Linked DNA regions of Homo sapiens: all the other regions are linked to region 1. Evidence: chromatin contacts called from ENCODE Hi-C or POLR2A ChIA-PET data. All regions are on one chromosome and are shown on one strand. The core of a region is the stretch at or near the end of the contact, and the rest is flanking DNA. Distances in the headings are between cores, read along the strand shown. Region 1 overlaps ZNF678 (zinc finger protein 678). Region 2 has its middle 21 kb from the start of ZNF678. Region 3 holds the start of ZNF678 (zinc finger protein 678).

The links. A loop is a pair of places that touch in the nucleus more often than their neighbours do. ChIA-PET counts read pairs that join two places held with the same protein, here RNA polymerase II (POLR2A). Pooled maps may share reads with other maps.
Region 2: a loop to region 1 is called in a pooled map, with 2.1 times the contacts of the local background. The contact joins two enhancer-like sites. A Hi-C loop is called at or near these places in 2 of 50 pooled maps. POLR2A ChIA-PET finds 5 or more read pairs at or near these places in 3 of 52 experiments (MCF 10A, PC-9 and activated T-cell).
Region 3: a loop to region 1 is called in a map of heart left ventricle, with 9 times the contacts of the local background. The contact joins the promoter of ZNF678 here to the enhancer-like site in region 1. A Hi-C loop is called at or near these places in 2 of 168 maps with a recorded cell type or tissue (heart left ventricle and natural killer cell) and 1 of 50 pooled maps. POLR2A ChIA-PET finds 5 or more read pairs at or near these places in 2 of 52 experiments (MCF 10A and PC-9).

The regions. Positions count from the first base shown.
Region 1 is chr1:227,603,480-227,608,447 of GRCh38, forward strand. All of the region lies in intron 1 of ZNF678 (zinc finger protein 678), which reads left to right. Among named protein-coding and RNA genes, the nearest start is that of ZNF678, 42 kb to the left of the region's middle. Within about 2 kb of position 3,097, at least 2 of the 41 ENCODE cell types and tissues checked have a DNase peak (open chromatin) inside an H3K27ac peak, as active enhancers do.
Region 2 is chr1:227,540,157-227,545,124 of GRCh38, forward strand. No RefSeq gene overlaps it. Among named protein-coding and RNA genes, the nearest start is that of ZNF678, 21 kb to the right of the region's middle. RefSeq lists a silencer at 2,105-2,704. Within about 2 kb of position 2,580, at least 24 of the 41 ENCODE cell types and tissues checked have a DNase peak (open chromatin) inside an H3K27ac peak, as active enhancers do.
Region 3 is chr1:227,560,810-227,565,777 of GRCh38, forward strand. It overlaps ZNF678 (zinc finger protein 678), which reads left to right and starts at 2,747. Exons shown (of 4, transcript NM_001367909.1): 1 at 2,747-2,915. It also overlaps the pseudogene RNA5SP77. RefSeq lists an enhancer at 2,703-2,982.

The DNA.
Region 1 (4,968 bases), core at 1,847-4,346:
ACAGTGTACTTGGCAGCCTCAGGTGTATCTGGCCACCCCAGTGTGACCCACTGGGCCCGACTCCAGGTGCTGTAGTCCTGCTAGTATGTAGGGAGTCATCTGATTCCTCACCCGCCATTGCTCATGGGCTCCAGGGTCTTGGCACCCCAACCCAGCCCCCTTCTGCTGCTTCATGCCAGCTGTGGGAAGATGTGGACTGGTGCCTTGTCCACTTGAGCTCTTGTGGGTGCTCCAGGTCTGTTGACAAAGCAGTAAGTGGCAGCCACTAACCTTGAGCTTCTAGGATGTATTCAGTGGACTTCAAGTGCCTCTTAGAAGCCTGATTCCATTAACTCCCCCAAAACTTAATGCAATTTGAGGCTACTTCTCATTCTCATCTTAGTGTTACACAACCATTAATCTCCATTCTATCTGTAGACATTCACTTTCTGGACATGTCTTGTATAATTGGAACCATACATTATCAGTCTTTTGCTTCTGGTTTCTATTAGTTTGTTTGAGGTTCATATCTGTTGTAGCATGTAGCATTATTTAATTCATTTTGATGGCCAAATAGGATTCCAATATAAAATGTACTTAACTGTTTTTCCTTATATTAACTGGTTGACATTTTGACATTTGAGTATTTCCATTTTTCATATTTGGTTATAACAAACAATGTTCCAGTGAGTCTTTGTGTGAACCAACATTTTCATCTCTTTTGGGCACATGAGTGAGAGTGGAGCTGATGCACCAATATGGTAATTCCATGTTAAACATTTCGAGAAACTACCAAATTGTTTTGTAAAGCGGCTGTGCTGTTTTACAGTTTTATCAGCAGTTTGTGAGGGTTCTATGTTTACATCTCTGCCAATGCTTACTTTTGTTTGTTGTTAAATCATTCTACTGCATAAGAAGGGATATCTCCCTGAGGGTTATTTTTTTGAGACAGGGCTTCACTTGGGGACCCAGGCTGGAGTGCAATGGCATGCTTATGGCTCACTGCTGCCTCCACCTCCCAATCTCAAATGATCTTCCTGCCTCAGCCACCTGAGTAGCTGGGACTACAGGATGTACCACCCACCATGCTTGGCTAATTTTTGTATTTTTTAGTAGAGATGGGATTTCACCATGTTGCACAGCTGATCTCAAACTCCCGGGCTCAAGTGATCCACCCACCTCTGCCTCTCAAAGTGCTGGGCTTACACGCATGAATCACTGCACCCGGCCTCCCTGAAGTTTTGATTAGCATTTTTCTAATGACTAATGTTAAGTGTAGTTTTATATACTTACTTACAATTTATATATATTTTTGACAGTGACAAAATGTTCATTAAAATTACCTTTTAAAAAATGTGTTTTTATCTTTTTATTACCTTCTTTTTCAGTTAGCACTTTTATTTTATTTTATTTTTTAGATGGAATTTCGTTTTGTCGCCCAGGCTGAAGTGCAGTGGTGCAATCTCCGCTCACTGCAAGCTCCGCCTCCCAGGTTCATGCCATTCTCCTGGCTCAGCCTCCCAATTAGCTGGGACTACAGGGGCCCACCACCACGCCCAACTAATTTTTTGTATTTTTAGTAGAGACCGGGTTTCACCATGTTAGCCAGGATGGTTTCGAGCTCCTGACCTTGGGATCCGCCCGCCTCGGCCTCCCAAAGTGCTGGGATTACAGGCGTGAGCCACTGCGCCTGGCCCAGTTAGCACTTTTTTAAAAGGTTTTTCTCTTTAGAGTTTTTATTTGGTTTTATTTTGAATGATATAGTTTTCTTTGTTGTATTTTCAGAAAGTTCATAGCTAGTGTACAGAAATACAGTTAATATTTGTATCTTCACCTCATAGTCTGCAACATTGCTAAACTTATTTCTTTGAGGTTTTAGACAGCTCCTCAGGATTTCTTTTATATATGAAATAATGTCTCAGAAATTAAAAGAATTTTACTCAGACAATGTAGAGTCACTTTCTTTATCTTTTCGTATATGACTTTTAAAGCAAAATTTTCCAGGACAATATTTAATAGATGTGGCAAAAGTGAATATTTGTCTTGTTCCCAATGTTATGGAGGAAACATTTTTTTCACTAAGTAATATTTACCGTACATTTTATATAGGTGCCCTTTAACAGGTTGTGGAAGTTCTCCTCAATTCCTAGTTTGTTTAGGATTACAATCATAAAGTACATTTAGCCAAAATTTTTTTCTGTCAATGATGTTATCACATCTTGATCTTTATTTTATTATGATACATTTTATGGATATTATTAACAGCTTTATTAAAATATTTGATAAACAAAAAATGTCAAGCTCAATATACTCAATTTCATGAGACTGGATATATTCCTGTGACACTTCACCACTATGAGAATAATAAATATAGCCATGTTAAGTGTACTTATAAAACACACACACACAAATTGGGGAAACTTGTGGAAGTATAAGCATAAATGGATAAATTAATTGTTCTCTAGATGTTATAACTACATGTTTTTGAAACAATCCCACTTGGTCAAGGTGTATAACTCTTTTTATATGTTATTTATTATCTCCTTTTTATTGAAAGTGAAGGGGGCCTGCCCCTCCACACCGGTGGGTATTTCTCATCTCACCGGTGGGACAAGAGACTGAGAAAAGAAATAAGACACAGAGACAAAGTATAGAGAAAGAACAGGGGGCCCAGGGGACTGGCACACTCAGCATGCAAGGACCTGCACCGGTGCCGGTCTCCGAGTTCCCTCAGTATTTATTGATTACCATTTTCACTATCTCTCCAAGGGGAGTGTGGCAGGAGAACGGGGTGAATAGGGTGATGGTGGGGAGAAGGTCAGCAGGAAAACATGTGAGTAAAGGAATCTGCATCATAAATAAGTTCAAGGGAACGTACTGTGCCCGGATGTACACATAGGCTAGATTTGTGTTTCTCTTTACCCAAACATCTCAGTGTAGCAAAGAGTAACAGAGCAGTATCACCACTAGCATATCTTGCCTCCAGCCACAGGGCGGTTTTCTCCTATCTCAGAATAGAACAAATGGTCGGCTTTACACGGAGACATTCCATTCCCAGGGACATGCCGGAATCAGAGGCCTTCCTCTTATTTCAGCCGCAAAGAGGCCTTCCTCTTTTACTAATCCTCCTCAGCACAGACCCTTTACGGGTGTTGGGCTGGGGAACAGTAAGGTCTTTCCCTTCCCACGAGGCCATATCTCAGGCTGTCTCAGTGGCGGGGAAACCTTGGACAATACCCAGCCTTTCTTGGGCAGAGGTCCCTGCGGCTTTCTGCAGTGCATCGTGTCCCTGGTTAATAGAGAATGGAGAATGGCAATGACTTTTACCAAGCATACTGTCTGCAGACATATTGTTAACAAGGCACACCCTGCACAGCCCCAAATCCCTTAAACCTTGATTCAGTACAGCACATGTTTCTGTGAGCACGGGGTTGGGGCTAAAGTTACAGATTAACAGCATCTCAAAGCAGAACAATTTTTCTTTGTACAGATAAAAATGAAGTTTCTTATGTCTTCCTTTTCTACATAGACACAGTAACAATCTGATCTTTCTTTTCCCCACAGAAAGTATTTGGGAAGGGTTGATATTAATTCTCCAAAAAATTTGGCAGAATTATCAGTGATGCCATCCAGATCTGAGATACTCTATACATGATGATTTTTAATTGATTTAATCTCTTTATTTATTAGAAGTCTATTAACACATCCTGTTTTGTCTAGAATTTGTTTTTATAATTTTTGTCTTCATATACGTTTGTCTATAGTTTCTAATGTTCTGTGTCTCTAGATTCTCATGGCAGTTGATATTTTAAAATAATGTGAAAAAATGAGGCTTTGAGGCTGTCTGTTAATACCCTCTTTCTGAGGGTCTTTGTAGAAAATAAAACAAGGCTACAACTTCATACCTACCACTCAGACATGTCATTTTGCATAAGACAAAAATGCACCTAAAATAAACTAGAAGATTATGTCATTTGACTTTAAGTTTTATCAAATGATGGCTGGCAGCCTACTGTCCTCTTTGGTGTCAGTATTTAGATAACACAGGAAATGTAACTTGTAATGAGAAAAATACAAAATAACATTGTAAGTAAAGAATGATATCAGTGGTTGATCATTTGACGAATCAGTGGTTAACACTTACATAGCACAGAGTATGTATATTTCCAAGCCACTTACATGTACGTCTTAAATATATAGCTATTTAAAATAACTATATATAATTTTAAATAGTTATATATTTAAATATATTTATATTTTATAATATGTATTTTATATATTTATTTTATAATATACATTTATTATATATTGTATATGTATTAATTTATAATATATGCTATATTATTTAGTTATATATTCAAATATATATTTAGTTATATATAGCACATACGTTCATTCAGAAAATAAATTGGCACAGTTATAGTTTTCATAGGGGACATTAAAACTATTATAAAATAATTTGTTTTAGTATATAGGAAAAATTGACACAACAAATGTTAACTAACTTTATTAGAAACATTGATTAGTTAGAAAGATAGACACATGAACAACAATTATTGTGGTAACCAGAGTATACAGATTATTTTTGATTACTTAAAAAAAAATCTTTAAAACTTTAAAGTTTAAGGCTCCAAAAGTATAAATAATATTATGAAAGCAGAACTCCTACAGGTTGCATTTTCTGTGAATAACAATAAAATGTACCAGTTAAAATTGTAAATTGTAACCAAAAAGTATTATCTAGCCATCTAGCCACATACACATATAATTTGAGGTTACTTAAAATAGCATTTGGGTTAAGTAGAAAATTCCAACTGATTTTTTTTTTAAGGATTAGGTGAGTACTAAGAAGGAAGCATGGTGATTGGAATCCAGTTAATTCAACAAAGCTATCTTAAAATAGGTAAATAAATACTCATTTGGGTCATATTCAGTAAAGTAGAGAATGATGTCTTTACAAATTTATTCAACACATAAAATTATTTTTTG
Region 2 (4,968 bases), core at 1,330-3,829, 64 kb before region 1:
CTCACTGACTTGGCACTTAGAGAACAGCCAGCACAGGCTCAGGACACCCTGCTGGGCATTCTATCAAGGAGACCATCCTCATGGAAATGCAGCAGAAAGCTACATGCAGAAGATGGATGGATGCTCTCCTCCCAGAGACCAGCAGGTGCAAGTGTAGAGGGAGTGGGCCAGGGAGGAGCTGTGAACACCAAGCTGGGAGAGGTGCCTGGACCTCCATTGGACCCTCCTGCCTGCAGGGGCCTCACAGGGTTCCAGCAGAGGCGAATCCTAGGTTCCCTGTCCTATGGCTGGCCCCTGAGACTTGCTCCACCTGCCAGCTCTTTCCACAAAGACATCAGGATGGCAAACCCAATCCAGCCCCCTCACAGAGAAAGGGGATTAATGTCAGGGCCCATGCCCATCCTGGCCTGTTCAGTAACTAATTGAGTAGTGAATAGGTTAGGCCAGAACGTGCTGCTGTGGCCCCTGGGATCACATCCCTGAAGGGAACTTGCCTGGGGCTGTGACCTAAAGTGGGAGGCCCACTTGGGGTTCAGTGAGCTGGGACTTAGTTCCCAGCTCAGTTCCCTCTGCCACTCCTGGGGGACTTGGGCTTGTCTAGAGCAGGCATTGAGGATGGCATATAGCAGACATGCTGAGCTGTCAGGTGGGTGCCAAGGGGTGAGCATGAGGCATCCTGAGGGTTGCAACCATCAGAAGGCCCTGAGGTCAGCCCAGAACCAGCCCAGCCTCTGTACCTGGAGCTGCAGGTGCACAGGCTGTACCTGGAGCTGCAGGGTGGGCGCTGTGCAATGGGCTGGTCAGAGTGGAGTGAGAAGCCAGTCAGGGAGGGGCTTTCATTGCCCTTTATCCTGTGGTGCAAATCAAGTCCCCAAGGCCACAAACCAGGCGGGGCAGAAACAATGGGCTAAAGCATCGCCTTCTCTCCTCTTTGGCTCACATAGGCCCCTGACTTTCCTGGGCTTGCCTGAAAGTGAGAGAAAATCCCTCTTCTTGTGAGGATGAACACAGAAGTCACCAGTCAAGTTTGGTGAGGGGGGGCCCAGGCACCCCCAGAGTCTTTGCAGGGCAGCACCCACTACTTGCTAGCTGGACCAGGAGGCCAGGCTGGGACATTCTGGGAACTGAGGTCACCAGTCCCTACTATGCCTCGAATCTGTCCCCACCATGCAACCTCGGGCCAGCTCAGGCTCTGCCACCAGCTCCCCACATCGTCGTCCCTCAAGAGGCCTAGGGTGGGTTCCCCCTGCTTGGTGTCTCTGGCCCCTGCTCTCCATTCTGAGGCCTGACAAGCACCCAACCTCCAAAGCTGTGTTTTCCTGGGGGAGTGGGTGTTGGGACCACTGGCACAGAACTCGCAGCTTAGCTACATGTTTGTTCCAGACTTGGTTAATCAATGCAGCAGTAAACCCGCTGCTTCTGGGGTACAGTCTCCTACATTTCACGGGTCAGGTAGACAGACTGCGTCCCCTTCACCCCCCAGGTGTGCGAAAACACAGTTGACTCCACCTGCAATTCGGTCCTGCCCTCTTCCACCTGAAGAAGACCTGCTCACACCCCAGGGGTCAGCTCCGCGGCTTCTTCTTGGTGAAGCCTCCCTGACATCGCCTCTGGCACTGATACCACCCTCTGAGCCCCAGCACAGTCCCAGCAAAAGCCGCGCACTGTGCAACAGAGGCCTGCGCTCGACCTCGCGGTGCACTCAGCAGGGGCTGCCCTCGGTCCCACCGTCTCCCTTAACGCCCCTGCCTCCCAGTCCCACGGCCCCCAGGAGGAGCCAGTACCCTAGCCCAGGGAGCCGGGTTGGGCGCGGCCTGGGGACCGGGCGTGGGAAGCTGGCCCACAGGGTCGCCCCTAGCAAGGAACCACCAGAGCGCGCATGCGGGAGCCGAGGCCGCAGCACTGGGTGGGCAGCTAGCTCACCGAAGACCCACGCAGCGGGCCAGGCGCCAGCGGCCGCTAGGTCTGGGCGCGGGGCCGGGCCGGCGAGAGAAGGGTCCGGGGCACCCAGTGGGCTCGGATCTCGAGCGGTCCCCGTGACGGCCCCGCGACTGCGCGACTTCCCGCTCTAGAGAGTTTATGGACCCTGTCCCAGGAGGGCTCCGCAGCCGCCAGGGAGGTACCGGAGGGACCGCGGCGCTGGGAGAGGGTGGCGCCAGGCGGCCCTGGAGCCCTGGGCGACGCGGCCGGGCCGGCCAGAGGGCGGAGAAGTCCAAAGCAGCAGCCCGGACAGCCGCTTCCGCCCCTGCGCCGCCCTCCCGGCCCAGGTGACCGGTCGCCCTACCCGGGGAGCAGCGCCCTCCTCCTCCTGGGCCGGAGCCGGGCGTGGGGGTCGCAGGCTGGTGCCACAGCCTGAGGACACCGCGGCCTCTGCCCCGGGGAGCACGCCAAATGCCGGACGGAGCGGCTGTTGCAGACGGTGAGGCCGCAGCCCCGCTTGAGGGTAGGGTCGGGCGGGGTGTCGGGGTCCTGGCAGAGGCCGCGGCGAGGGCAGGAGCCGGTGCGCTGGCCGCTGCACATGCGCCGCCCGGCACCGGGACCCTGCGGGCGCGCCCCCTGGTGGCAGCCAGCGGGAGGTGGCGTCCCTGTCCCCAGCCAGGCGGCAGCGCGAAGCTGCCTCCCCGCGGGGGGAGCGGAAGTGGCCCAGCTGCTCGAGTGACTTACTAGTTAAAAAGCTGGGGTTGGAGCTGCCACGCGGGGAAGTGTGGAGGCCTGCGGGGCTCCGCCTAGACTTTCTGGGTGTCCTCCTGGGACCTCAGGTTCCTCACCTGTCGCAGAGGACTGATGGGCTGCTATGGCAGGGTTGTTTGGAGGATTAGGCCAAATAGTCCCAGTAAAGCCCCATTAGCCTCCCTGGCCTCTGGATTTTTTTTTTTTTTTCTGGCTTGGGTAACTGCGGAATGTGGCCAGGTGCTGAAGCGGGAAGGCTGGACTCTCCCTAGGCGTCGGGGTTCCTTCCTGGCGCCCCCTCTTCTTAGGCTCTTTTCAAGCACATACCCGGCAACGTGTGCTCTACCCAAGAGCGCTTCACAGATCTTCCTGTGGGCCTAAAACCAGAACGCTTTGTTCCCTGACCCCGGCTCTCATATCACCCCAAAGCCAAGTCTTTTGGCGGAGCTGGCTTCAGATTCGAGTCTCAGTTTAATGCTTGTTCTCTAAGGTCTGCCCAGGGCTCTTATGATGGGGCGTTGTTCCACTCCACCCGACCCTGTGCCTCCCAATGCGCTGGGGGCCTCAACTGCAGGGACTTGGAACTGGGAGCCCTCCCTGACAGGCTGGCCTGGCCATGGACTGGTGGATCTCAGTCCCAGGGCGAGATACCCCGGGCAGGGACTCTCATCCCGGCTTTTGTACACTCCAGCCATTTAACCTGGTGTGGTGGCCTCGCTGAGACCCCAGGTCTGTGGGGCAGGATTTCTTCCTTGTGTCATAGTGGAGGAAACTGAGGCAGAGGGCCGGTGAATGACAAAGTCAGGGAAATGCTCTGATTGTGAAATGCCCCCTAGGCCTCACAGGTCCCTTCAAGACACAGCATCCCTCGGGTTGCTGCATCAATGGGCTGTTGGCTTGGGCACCCCAAGCTCAGCGCCATGTGGGGATGAAGCTGGGGAATGTGGGGGCAGGGAAATTCGTCCCCCATATCGGCACAGCAGGAATTTCATTCTCTGATATGTGTGGACACCACTGCATGTGTGGGTGTGGGTGGGGCCCCCATTGTGTTGATTAAGAAAGAGCCCTTCCTGGGGCCTCTGGGGAAGTGAGGGGCACCATGTGTGCCTGGCAGCTGGTTGGGGTGTGGAGGGGCTCGTCTGGACTCTGTCCTGTTGTCACCTTTTCAGGGCCAGCTAGACCCTGAAGTCTTAGTGCCAGTCATGCCCAGTTGCATGCTGCCCTTTACTTGCCTTCCCCCCCCCCGCCCCTGCCTGACTCCCCCAGCTCAGCCCCTGCCAGGATTTCTCAGGCCTCTGTGGACCCTGGATGGGATCCCAGGAGATGGCAACTCCACTGCCTGCCTCTGCCTGAAGTCTGGGGTCCCTGTGCAGGGTGGGTGAACAGGTCAGGGGTCAACTTTTGGCTGAGTGCGGGGCCTTTCCCTGATCCCCACCCCACACTGCTGGAACCACTGTGCACGGCTGGTCCCGGGGCTGCACTGGGTCCCCCAGCCTACTGCTGGACCGGATAGAGGAGAATACTTGTGCACATGGCTTGACCTGTTGTTAATGCTCAGTCCAAATCAGAACTAACCAGCTGTTTCCCTGGGGTCAGGGCCCAGGCCTGAGGCTGCCATGACCAGCCCATTCTCTGCCTTCTTGGGGGCCATCGGCGGCCAGTGTTTGGTGGTCCCCAAAAGACATGATGGCTAGGACTGGAGAGCTGGGGGTTAGGTCAGGAGACCCCCTGACCATGGGGGTCCACAGGGGCTGTCCCTGAGCTGTGGGTCCCTATGGGATGCAGGTACATGTGGATGCTTTAGGAGGTGAGCATGGGTCCTTCTGGCTGGCAGGATCTTGGTGGGCACTGGACATGTGGGGCCAGGTTAGGTGGGATGGGCAGAATTGGGCCTGGCTGGGGAGTGTGACTGGTGTGGCCAGAGTCTGCAGTGAGCCCCTCACATCTAGGTTGCACATTGACAGAATGACAAGTGGCGGGTCAACCATCCCAGCTGGGTCTGGGGAAGCAGGCCTACCCAGTGGGACCCCCACCCTTGTCCTGGCCCCAAGCCCAGACTGCCTGCCTCCACTGAGCATTGTCTAGCCTTGGCAGGGAAGCCCGGGTGTGATGATCAGGTGTTATGTCTCTGGGTCTCAGGCCTTGGTGGGCCCTAGGGAGATGGGCAGGCACTGGGCAGGGGGAGGGTCTGGGAGCCACCTGAGTGCATCTGCCCCTGGGTGTGTGCCCCCACCCCAGCTCCTCAGCCCTCAGGGCAAAATGACCAGGGCTCCTCACCTGCTGTGTGGCTCCAGCTCT
Region 3 (4,968 bases), core at 1,497-3,996, 43 kb before region 1:
GGAGCTCGGGAGCTGGGGAAAGGCCTGGAGCTTCGGCGGAAGGGAGGCCACCTCGAGAGCCCGAAGCCTGTGCAGGAGACAGAGGCCTCTGGCGCCCACGCCCGGCAGCAGGGCGGCGCTGTGGCTGTCCCACGCTTGGCCTGGCCACCAGCTACTGCGGGAGGCTCTGGGAGGCCAGCGGAAGGCGCAGCGCGCGGTGGACGGTGCTCGGGCGTAGAGGGGGAGAGCGGCCGGTAGAGGGGGAGAGCAGACCAGCCCGGCCGCCGGCGAGCAGCTCAGGGGTACTTGATCCGAGCCCCGTGGACCCGGGGTTGCCGGGATGCCTGGAGTCGGGCGCGCAAGACTGAGCGGAGCTCTTAGGGCTGCCAGGCGTCTATGGCCATACCACCCTGAACGCGTCCAATCTCGTCTGATCTCTCGAGGCTAAGTAGGGTCAGGCCTGGTTAGTACTTAACTGGGAGACCGCCTGGGAATAACGGGTGCTGTAGGCTTTTTGGTTTCCCGGTCCCTCCCACTTTCCTCCTTTTATCGCGATGCCTCCCAACCGCACCCTGACTCTGCTCCTCCTTTTCCGCCCGCCTGCGCCCTCGCGGTACCCTGGGACCTCCTCGTGGGGCGTCCGCCACTGCAGCACCGCCAGTTAGCAGCTTCCCAGCTCTTCCGCCTGGCAGCCACCCCATCAGTAGCCCAGCTCGCTGCCCGGGGCGGGGCGGGGAGGGCCGGGCCGGGGCCAACCTCGAAGGCTCAGGGGCGGGTTCCCTGCCGTCCAGGGTGTCTTCCCTCTCCCGGGACGCCCAGGGAATTTAATTCACTCATCCAGCGCCGCTGGCACTGTCCAAGCCGGGGGAAGGGGCGGGCAGGGGAAGCGGGCCCCACAAGACACCAGCCAAGACCTCCGCTCCAGAACGCATGGGCTACTTTCCCCAGGGGAAGGACATTGCCTTCTCCAGCCACCAGGAAAACCGTCCCTGTGCACTCGGAATCCCATTGCCACCAACTTCGTATAAACTCCATTCCGGAGGACACGAGACAGACCCAGGCCTCTGCCCCGTGGGCATGCTCGGTGCCACAGCTCTCGCTAGAGGGACGGTTGCACTCTACAAATCTCGGGGCCCACCGCACCAAGAGGACAGGGAGGAGCCAACAAAGGAAAAGTCCTATGAAACGCACCACCAAAGCAACCAATCCAACAAAAAATACGTCTCAGGGCTCTGTTGGGTCACTCCGTTAGCCCTTCCACCCTGTTCTGGCCCAGCCCAAGCACCCTCCACCCTACCCTGTCCTGCTCAAAGGGGCCCTGTCTACCGGAGCAGAACACTCCCTCTCCAAGGCTCTATGGCTCTGTAAGTCCCTCATCCTCTCTCTTCTTCTTCCCCCTCCACCTCGTGCTCTTTCTGTAGCCTTCTCTCTCTCTCTCTCTCTCTCAATCCTGACTCACTCTGCCTCTCTATCACTGTCTTTCTCTCCCTCCGTTTCTATGTCTCCATCCCTCTCTCTTGCTCTCCTTCAAGCTGCCTGTGTCTGTGTCTTTGTCTGTGTGTCTGTGTGTGGGTGTATGTTTGCAGGAGGGGCAGCGAGGTGTGTCTGGGTGCGTCTCAGCCCCTCTCTCCCGGGATCCAGGGTGTGTGTGTTGGGGGGAAGCTGTGGAAAGGGTGTTGAAGGAAAGTGACAATCAGCTTCCTGAAGGGCACTGACAGGCCATTATTCCTGTGGCTTGGCAAATTTTCTGTTTGAACTTATTTCTTGTTAAGGGTCCAAGTGTACTGACTATGGAGATAAGAAAAGAATAGCTCTAAGTAGCTGAAGCTCTGTGAGGTACGGAAGATTTTTCTGGCCCAGAGAGACTTGAGTATGGGATTTGAGACACATCTCCACACCCTTTCCCAGGGGCAATTGTTTAAAGGTATGTTGTTCCTAACTAGCTGTCTCATCTGGAATTTGTGATACAAAGAACAATGTATAGCCAGTCAGTGACTTCTGGATTTTAATGTAAATTTTTGATGAAAATTTTAGGAACTGCCTCTTTTCTTAAAACCCACTTGTAATGGTTACTAGTTGGAATGTATAATCAGGGCAACTTTAGTCTATGCTCTCAGGTAGGTATCCTAAACATATGCTTTTGAATATACTTTTGAAAATAGATTCTGACTTTTTTATTATGATGGGTTGACAGGGGACTGGCCTGGGACACCTGCCTGGGTGTAAATACCCCAACCATGCGCTGCCCTGCCCAGCAGAAGAGGCGGGTGGACAGCAGGCCCCCTTTGGTCAGAAACACATGCATTGCATAGCTGTTCTGGACCTGGGTCCTGCTTGCAAGGACAGTTCCACAGGCGCACCGGAATGCGCCTCCCCTTTCCACCCGCCAGCATTCCCAAGCACGCCTCGGCTTCTGACTGTTCTGTGCTTTGGGAGGAAAACTCATCTTCAGGTTTTTCTCCAACAGAAGATGATGATGACGTTGTTTAGACACTCAGGAACAGAGATTGCAGATTGGCTTAAGAGTGCGCCCTTTATTAAAGATGGTATGCATGGAAAGACATGGAACAATTTTGGAAGGATACAAAAAAAATTGCCCATTTTGTTAATAGTCTCATTCAACCCCTTTGCTGACCTCATCTCCTGTCACTCATAACCAAAGGAGGCGGGTCCTGGAGCCCTGTCCAATCAGGGACATTGACGTGGGAACTGTCCAATCAGGAGCGCAGCTTGAGAGGCGGAGGGGGTTTCCGGGATCTGGCGGGGCCTTTGTCTTGTGCTCCAGCTGGAGCTTTGGTCCCGTATTCTCGGCTATTTATCCCCAGCTGCGGGAGGCCCTGGTGACTCTGCTGCTGCAGTGTCTGGTTTCCCTGTGACCTGCAGGTACTGGGAGTTACATAGCTAAGATGCCAGGACACCCCGAAAGCCGGAAAACGGTGAGAGTTCCCGGGAGGGTGTTCCAAGATGGCGGTCCGGCCTCCCGGCGTCAGCACTAGAGTCCGCGGCCCGGAGTCCCGGCTGGCACCTGTGGGATCTGTCACCTCTGGGTAGGGGCGGGGCCAGGCCGCCGCGGGATTCTCCTCCCATCACTGCGCCGCGGCTTCCGCCCCGGCCTCTCTGGGCGGCTATGAAGCCGCAGCCCCGCGGGTCCCCCAGACTGTGTGCTTTGTCCAGAGGGGAGGGTCATCGGGGAGAAGCCAAATCGGTGTGCGAAACATGCGTGGGAAGAGCTGTTCCATGGGGCTTATCTTAGCTGTGCAGTCCATCCTTTTTCCTGTGAAAAATGGAGTCACTTTTAAAGCTTTGAAGAGTTTGAGGAAAGGGAGTTTCATGAATGGGAGAGCGCCCAGCTATGGTGTGTGGCTTGTGGGTTTATGGAGGAGGTGCTTGAAGGAAAAACTTTTTTGTAAGGTGCATGAGGAAGCAAGCCAAATTTAATAATTGACGACAGTTACAGTCACCTTATTTGGACTGTCCAGGTGGAAATTTCCTGGTTATTTAATTACTGATTAATTGGAGTTTTGTGATTGGTTGAACTTGGATTTTGTTTCTACTTAAGGCAGTCATTAACAAGAAATGCATTTGAGCTATTAATATTCTTTTTCATGTAGAAACGCAAGACACTAGAGCCACCTCAGTCTAATTGCCTGCTAATTATTTTAACACTGCACAAGAGACTGCTTTTCCCCTGCATTTTCCAAATAACATGGAAAGCAGGGTCTTAAATCCACTCCTCTGTTCTCCCAGCCTGACTCTGGCCTGCAATAAAATACTAAATTTTCAGTTTCTTTCCAAAATTCATAAAAACCACCATCACCTCTTCAGTTCACAACACTGTCAGCTATTTGTCTTTTATTGCGTACTCCAGGCACAATATTTTAATTAATCATTTTTTCACAGAACATTGGAGGGCACTCTTTGTTGTTGCTGTTGTTGTTTTGTTTGTTTTTGTTTTTTCTTTAAGAAGGAGTCTCGCTCTGTAGCCCAGGCTGTAGTGCAGTGGCGCGATCTTGGCTCACTGCAACCTCTGCCTCCCGGGTTCAAGCGATTCTCCTGCCTCAGCCTCCTGAGTAGCTGGGATTACAGACCCGCGCCACCACCCCCGGCTAATTTTTGTATTTTTAGTATTTTGTATTTTAGTTTCACCATGTTGGTCAGGCTGGTCTCCAACTCCTGACCTCGTGATCCCCCGCCTTGGCCTCCCAAAGTGCTGGGATTACAGGCGTGAGCCACCACGCCTGGCCTGTTGTTTTTTCCCTACCCGGCTTTTTTTTTTTTTTTTTTTTTTTTTTGGTTGAGTTGGAGTCTCGCTCTGTTGCCAGGCTGGAGTGCAGTGGCGTGATCTCGGCTCACTGCAGCCTCCGCCTCCTGGGTTCAAGCGATTCTCCTGCCTCAGCATCCCAAGTAGCTGGGACTACAGGCGTGCGCCACTACACCTGGCTAATTTTTGTATTTATAGTAGAGACGGGGTTTCACCATGTTGGCCAGGATTGTCTTGATCTCTTGACCTCGTGATCTACCCGCCTCTCCCTCCCAAAGCGTTGGGATTACAGGGGCGAGCCACCACGCCTGACTTGTTGTTTTTAAGAGGATCTTGCTCTGTCATCCAGGCTGCTGGAATGCAGTGACATTGTCATAGCTCACTGAAGCCTCCAACTCCTGGACTCAAGTGATTTTTCTGCCTCAGCCTCCTGAGTGGCTAGGCTTAAATGTGTGTGCTGCCATGCCCAGCTAATTCTTTTTATTTTATTTTTTTGTAGAGATTGGGTTTCGCTAGTTACCCATGTTTGTGGAACTCTTTAAAGATTTGTTATCTGTTTGTGAAGGCAGAGAATAACCTCTTGGCACTCTATTGTAAAGAAATATTTGTGCCACTCTGCTTTTTATCTTTCCTAGGCACAGACGCCTTGTACAAAATCTTTGAAAACTTTGGAAACTTTACAGCTGGTTGTATCCTCAGCCACTCTTTTTTATTTTTATTTATTTTTT